2 separate regions of the Mus musculus genome follow, and region 2 is linked to region 1. Evidence: chromatin contacts called from ENCODE Hi-C data. All regions are on one chromosome and are shown on one strand. Each heading gives the region's core, a stretch centred on a gene start or an enhancer-like site at or near the end of the contact. The rest is flanking DNA. Distances are from core to core; before and after follow the strand shown.

What was found. Hi-C counts contacts between places; a loop is a spot of excess contacts on that map.
Region 2: a loop to region 1 is called in a map of heart, with 2.6 times the contacts of the local background. The contact joins the promoter of Zrsr1 here to the enhancer-like site in region 1. A Hi-C loop is called at or near these places in 2 of 37 maps with a recorded cell type or tissue (heart and mouse trophoblast stem cell).

The regions. Positions count from the first base shown.
Region 1 is chr11:22,780,902-22,784,261 of GRCm38, forward strand. No RefSeq gene overlaps it. Among named protein-coding and RNA genes, the nearest start is that of B3gnt2, 77 kb to the right of the region's middle. Within about 2 kb of position 2,015, at least 1 of the 3 ENCODE cell types and tissues checked has a DNase peak (open chromatin) inside an H3K27ac peak, as active enhancers do; it is heart, where a contact is called at or near this core.
Region 2 is chr11:22,970,564-22,974,108 of GRCm38, forward strand. It overlaps Zrsr1 (zinc finger (CCCH type), RNA binding motif and serine/arginine rich 1), which reads left to right and starts at 1,442. Exons shown (of 1, transcript NM_011663.3): 1 at 1,442-3,545. The coding sequence starts at 2,665. All of the region lies in intron 1 of Commd1 (COMM domain containing 1), which reads right to left.

The DNA.
Region 1 (3,360 bases), core at 765-3,264:
TCAGGAGTGAACCATCCAGGAAGAATGACTCAGGCAGACTGCAGGCCAAGTACGGCACATCCATCCCACCCAAGACTACAGCCTAGAGCAGGGTCCAGTTTTGGATGTGGTGGAGGGACCACAGGAAATGCCTTACTGTCCTCTCAGGCTACTGAAAGTGAGCCATCATTCCGCTCCAGGCTACACAAAGAGAGTTGAGGGCTTCTGGGCTCCTAGAAGATCTTGTATTGCAGTGCCCAGAAATGCAGAAGAAACCTTTAGTTCATAGGGACCACCCTAGAGAATGTGGCTGAGAGACATGGAAGAAAGGGAGAAGAAAGAAAATCCAGGTAGCCAAGCCTTAGGTCCATGAGCAGACTCAGCAAGAGGCTCTCAAAGGCAGGAAGGCCTGAACTGTCTCATTGAACCTGGGGAGATGAGACTGTGGAATGCTGCAGAGACCTCTCTCAGGATCTTTTCCAGTCCAGCCACTCACAGCTGTTCTGGGTGTTGGGAAATGCTGGCCACAGAATGAAAAGTCCAGGAAGATGCAAAGGTTAAAGAGCAGCTCACCACTGGGTGTGGCAGGGCATGGTAGTGCACACATGCTTTTAATCCCTGGGTTTGGGAGGCAGAACTGAAATTAAGGCCAGCCTGGTCTACAGAGTAAGCTCCAGCCAGGACTACACAGAGAAACCTTGTTGATAGATAGATAGATAGATAGATAGATAGATAGATAGATAGATAGATAGATAGGGTAAAAATAAATTCCCCAAGGCTAAGGATATGGCTGTCACATCTGAGTCATATAGTGAAGACGACATGACACTGTTGGGCTCCAGAAGAGACAAGGTCCTGTATGAGCCCTGACAAGAGGGGATTCGTGAAGGAAGAGGGCACACCATGACAAGCCTCTATAGTCCTGGCTTTGGAGGTGGCAGAGGGCTTGAAGTTGGCAGCTAAACAGGTACCATTGTCTATATAGATGGTAGAGAGCTAGGAAGGGAGCCCAGGAGGGTCACTGTAGCCTCAGCAGCAGCCTTTGGAGACAAGGCATGAAGCAGGAAACACCCCTACAGTGTAGATAGAAATCTCAACCTGGGAACACCTAGGGATTGTGTCCGTTTTTTTTAGACTGGGTCTCACTAAGTTGGGCTTGCCTTAATTTGTGAATCTAGAATCAGGCAACACTCTGTTTAAGATGAACAAAGGTGAACTGGAGAGATGGCTCAGCAGTTAAGATTACTGACTACTCTTCCAGAGGACCTGAGTTCAATTCCCAGCAACCACATGGTGGCTCACAATCATCTGTAATGGTATCCAATGCCCTTTTCTGGTGTGAATTGAAGACAATGTACTGTATGTATGTATATATGTATGTATGTATGTATGTATGTATAAATAAATAAATAAATAAATAAATAAGATGGTCAAAGACAGAAGCACAGAACAGGGAGTTGGTTGACTACTTACAGAGCCAGAATAGGACAAATAGAAAGACATCATTATCCTAAGGTTTAAGAAATTTATATCTGTCTTGAAGCTGGGTTCAAATCTTCTGAGACTTTGTGGGAGTTAACAGTTAAAGGTTCCAGGAGATTCTGTCTGTTATAAACTTACATATATTAATAATTAGCAGACTTCTGATAAGATTGAGGGCTATATCGATTGGTTATATCTGAATAGAGCACACCACAATTTAATGGCAGTAGTGAAAATCAAGACAGAATAAGAATGAAAATCAAGACAGAATAAGAATGAAAATCTGAAGTGGCTTTGACAGGTTGTGTAAGTAGAGAGATAGTGGTGACAGAAAGTGAGTTTGCCCAGGTAGGTTCAGGCCTGTGATGAGGACTGTGCAGGCAGGCCACGAGAACAGGCCAGGGGCACGAGCATGTATCACTGACGAAACAGATTGTAAAGAGAGCAGGCCGGTCGGCTGAGAGAGGCGTGCACATATGGCTGTTGCTGCCTTCATTTCAAGACAGCAGCAGCGGTGACAGACAGCAGCTGACCTGATGTGTTTGCTTCAGCCAAGCTGGGGTGGGACTTCCTCTCAGCAGCAGGAAGTCATGGCCCAGTGCTTCCAGCTGTTGGAGCCTGTGGTGGGCGTGGAAAAGGAAGCACCTGAAGTAGCACCCCAGCAACGTGCACGCTATTCTTGTGGCACATGGAGCTGCAAGCCTTCACTTTATAAGTCCCAGGTAGAGAGTGAGAGAGAGGGGGCGGGAGGGGCTCCCGCGCATGCATGGGAAGATGGATTCTTGGAAAAGGCAAAACTTTTTCTCAAGGCTGCAGCCAAGCAGGACACCCAAAAGCAACTACTGGCGGGCACAGCGCAGGAGTCCCTCTCTCGAGAAAGCTCACAAGTATAGGGGTAGCAGGTGGTCACACATACGGGGAAAGCAAGTTTCACAGGTTCCCTGGCAGGACACAAGAGGTGGAGCCAGAACTGTTTTTTAGGCGGTGAACCTGCGGAACCAGCAGCTGCAGTGGCCAGTGGAAGTGGGCAAATGAGGGAGAGAGGGAGGCGAAGTCTAAGCTACAAATCACTAGCGAGAAAGTGCCAGTTTAGTGGCCATGTAGAGATATTGTTTTCTGTTAACTGTGAATTAGACCAAGACATTCCAGAAAGTATGTCCAAGGCAGCGAACAGACCCATAGGTGAGACACGTGAGGGCTGAGGACTATGCTCTGGGCTGATACCCCCAGAGAACAGTTTATCCAGGCCTGGCCTAGGATTCTCAGCCTCGAGAAAGAAACTGTCTCAAAGGGAGAGAGGAAGATCTCACCAAAGGGAAAAAGTCCTAGTACAAGGGTCAGTGGAAAGTCTGAATGTCTCCATTCTTAAGGGCAGTATAGGGGTAGCTCTGAGCTCAAGAATTCTCCCCTGGGACCATGCGGACATTTACTCTGACCAGAGTGAGGAGGGGACTAACCTGTTCTCTCAAGTTTAGGCTAGCAAGTATGGATCTCCATGTGAGAGCAGGGGCGATGGAAACCTGCAGAGTTTCTAAATCCGAGTCACGACAACAATGTTGTGTTTATAAAAAGATAGGTTATGTTCTATGGAGGTGTAGTCAGGTATGGGGGGAGGGAGTGCCTCAGCAGGCCCATGCCAAGGCATCCCTTCCCCTTGAGGGACCAGCCACAGGACAGTATAGTATAGAATAGAGTTTATTAAGGGTATGGGGAGGGGAGTCAAGATGGTTGTAGAGGAAGAAAAAGGCAGAGAGAAAGAGAGAGAGTAGAGAAGTAGAGGCCAGCCATGAGCACGTGGAGAGAGGGGAGGGGTAAGGGAATGGGGGGAGAGAGGCGAAAAGAGCAAGGGAGCAAGAGAGTGAGAGGGGGCAAGCAGCCCCTTTTACAGGGGGTCAGGCC
Region 2 (3,545 bases), core at 192-2,691, 190 kb after region 1:
CACTACAGCCAACACTGTGTCTGATACCCAGAACCCAGCAACTTCACACACTCAAGAGAACCTGATACAGGTATAAACCCCATGATGCGGACTGCTCTGCATATCTGGAGTGATACCTCCTAGATGAACCCTGTGGCTGGACAGTCTCCCCAGGATCCTGACCCTCAAATCAGAGACTTCTGTAAGACTGGACCTGACCTCCAGCTAAGATACATCACACAGGTGAGCACCTTGGGGATAAAGACTTAGGACCATATTTAGAAATTTAAAGTGTGAACCTTGTATGATGACCCTCAGCATAAAATATAACTTTTGCTATACACAGGTATCTACCTTCTTTCTTGTGACACAGAGGCAGGCAGAGCTTTCTTCTTAGTTAGGGTTTTACTGCTGTGAATAGACACCATGACCAAGGCAAGTCTTATAAAGGACAACATTTAACTAGGGCTGGCTTACAGATTCAGAGGTTCAGTCCATTACCATCAAGGCAGGAACACGGTAGCACACAGGCATGGTGCAGGAAGAGCTGAGAGTCTGACATCTTCATCTGAAAGCTGCTAGAAGACTAGCTTCCAGGCATCTAGGATGTGGGTCTTAAAGCCAATGACACACTTACTCCAGCAAGGCCACAGCTTCTAACAGTGCCACTCCCTATACAAACCATCACATTCTACTCCCTGGCCCCTATAGGCTTGTGCAAGCATAAGAGCCTATGGGGATCATACCTAAACATAGCATGATGCAAGGCCAGTCTAGTCTACAGAGCAAGTTCCAGGACAGCCACAGCTACACAGTAAAACCCTTGTCTCTGAAAAAACAAACAAACAAACAAACAAAAATAAAAGATTTTTTTCTTGGCTTAAACACTTGTCTGAGCAGTCTTCTCTGGTGAATACCCCACAAAACTACATTACAGAACAAATGAAAGGAATGTGTTTGCAAAAAACAAAACACATTCAATTTTTTATTCCCTTGGTTTTTCGAGACAGGGTTTCTCTGTGTAGCCCTGGCTGTCCTGGAACTCACACTGTAGACCAGGCTGGCCTCGAACTCAGAAATCCGCCTGCCTTTGCCTCCCGAGTGCTGGGATTAAAGGCGTGCGACACCACACCAGGCCCACATTCAATATTTAAAAAACAAAACAACAACAAAACCAAAACCCCTTACTTTCCACAAGAGTGAGGAGCTGAAGCCAGAAAAACGGTTTACCTGGTAAAGCCCTTGACAAACAAATATAAGAACTTAATTTCTATTCCCAGCACCCACATAAACAAGCCCGGGAAGGTGAGCTGCCAGCACCGGCATGGAGGGGTGCCCTGCAGTGAGACAAGCCTGCCCCGGCTCAGGGCTGAGCATTCTTACTGCAGGAGCACTCCCACTGCAGGGGGCGGAGACAAAAAAAGCAGTAAATCGTACTGCGCAGGCCTGCCTTTCCCGGAGTAAAGACGTAACTGCAGATTACAGGGTAACTGCGCAGATCAGACATACTGCGGATAACTGCAGATACCTGGATGACTGCGCAGGCGGACCGTACTGCAGATAACCACCCGCAACTGCGCAGGCCGGTCGGTAAGGCAGATAACCACTGTTCCAGCTGTACCATGGATAACCGGGTAACTACGTAGGCTGATCATACTACGGATAACCAGGTAACTGCGCAGGCCGGCCATGCCACGGAGGCTGGCCTTAAAGCGGATAACCGGGTAACTGCACAGGCCAGCTGTGCCATGCATAACCAGTAACTGCATAGGCTGGCCGTACCACAGATAACCACGGATACCTGGGTAACTGCGCAGGCAGGCCGTACTGCGGATAGCCAGGTAACTGCGCAGGCTGGCTGTACCACGGATAATCGCGGATAATTGGTAACTGCGGCCGCCCCACAGATAATTGGGTAACTGCGCAGGCAGGCCATACCACGGATAACTGGATAGACGGATAACTGCGCAAGCCGGCCATACCGGCCCGGCCGGGTAACTGCATGGGCAGGCCTATGTACTGCGGATAAACGGATAACCGGGTGACTGCCCAGGCAGGCCGTACTGCGGATAACTGGATAATCGGGTAACTGCGCAGACCATCCGTACCTCCGAAAACTGGGTAACTGCGCAGGCCTACCACGGATAAGTGGGTAACTGCGTGGGATAACTGGATAATCGGGTCACTGCGCAGGCAGGCTGTGCCACGGATAACCGGACAACCGGGTAACTGCACGGATAGGCTTTATCACGGGTAACTGGATAACCGGGTAATTGCGCAGGCTGGCAGTACCACGGATAACCGGATAACTGCGCAGGCAGGCCTACGTACTGCGGATAACCGAGTGACTGCGCAGGTAGGCGGTACAGCCCACATTCCAACGCAAACACTGGCCTTCGACTGCGCATGCGCACATTCAACTACTGGTTGCTGCATTGCGCAAACACGCCGGTGACTCAGCTGGTTCAAGCTTTCTAGGCTGGTGGAAAGGAAAGTCAACTGGGCTGAATGGTGCCACCCTGAAGTTGCTGTCCAGGAAGGTAACGAACATTAAACAGCAGAACAACTTAGCAGCGGGCGACATTTTCAATCCACAGCGTGAGAAAAAGAGATTATCGCGAGATCCGGGAAGAGCCCCCCCCCCCCCCCCCCCCCCCCCCCCCCCCCCCCCCGCTCTGCGGTAAAATGGCATCACGGCAGACCGCGATTCCTGAGAAACTCAGCCGAAAACAATACAAGGCGGCAATGAAGAAGGAGAAACGCAAGAAACGTCGGCAGAAAATGGCTCGGCTGAGAGCTCTGGAAGCCCCACCAGAGGAGGACGATGATGTTTCTGCTAACGAAGAACTTGCAGAGCGATTACTGGAGATAGAGCGGCAAAGATTACATGAAGAGTGGCTGCTGAGGGAGGAGAAGGCGCAAGAAGAATTCAGAATAAAGAAGAAAAAGGAAGAGGCCGCTAGAAAACAGAAGGAAGAACAGGAGAGACAAATAAAGGCCGAGTGGGAAGAACAACAGAAAAAACAGAGAGAGGAGGAGGAGCAGAAGCTACAGGAGAAGAGAGAGAGGGAGGAAGCGGTGCAGAAAATGCTGGACCAGGCTGAAAATGAGCGCATTTGGCAGAACCCGGAACCACCCAAGGATTTAAGGCTGGAGAAATATCGACCCAGTTGTCCCTTCTACAATAAAACGGGAGCGTGCAGATTTGGTAACAGATGTTCACGGAAACACGACTTTCCCACGTCAAGTCCCACCCTTCTTGTGAAGAGTATGTTTACAACGTTTGGAATGGAGCAGTGCAGAAGGGATGACTATGACTCAGACGCAAACCTGGAGTACAGTGAGGAGGAGACCTACCAGCAGTTCTTGGATTTCTACCATGACGTGCTGCCGGAGTTCAAGAACGTGGGAAAGGTGATTCAGTTCAAAGTAAGCTGCAACCTGGAACCTCATCTGCGGGGCAATGTGTATGTTCAGTACCAGTCGGAAGAAGAATGCCAAGCAGCCCTCTCTCTCTTTAATGGAAGATGGTACGCAGGACGACAGCTCCAGTGTGAATTCTGTCC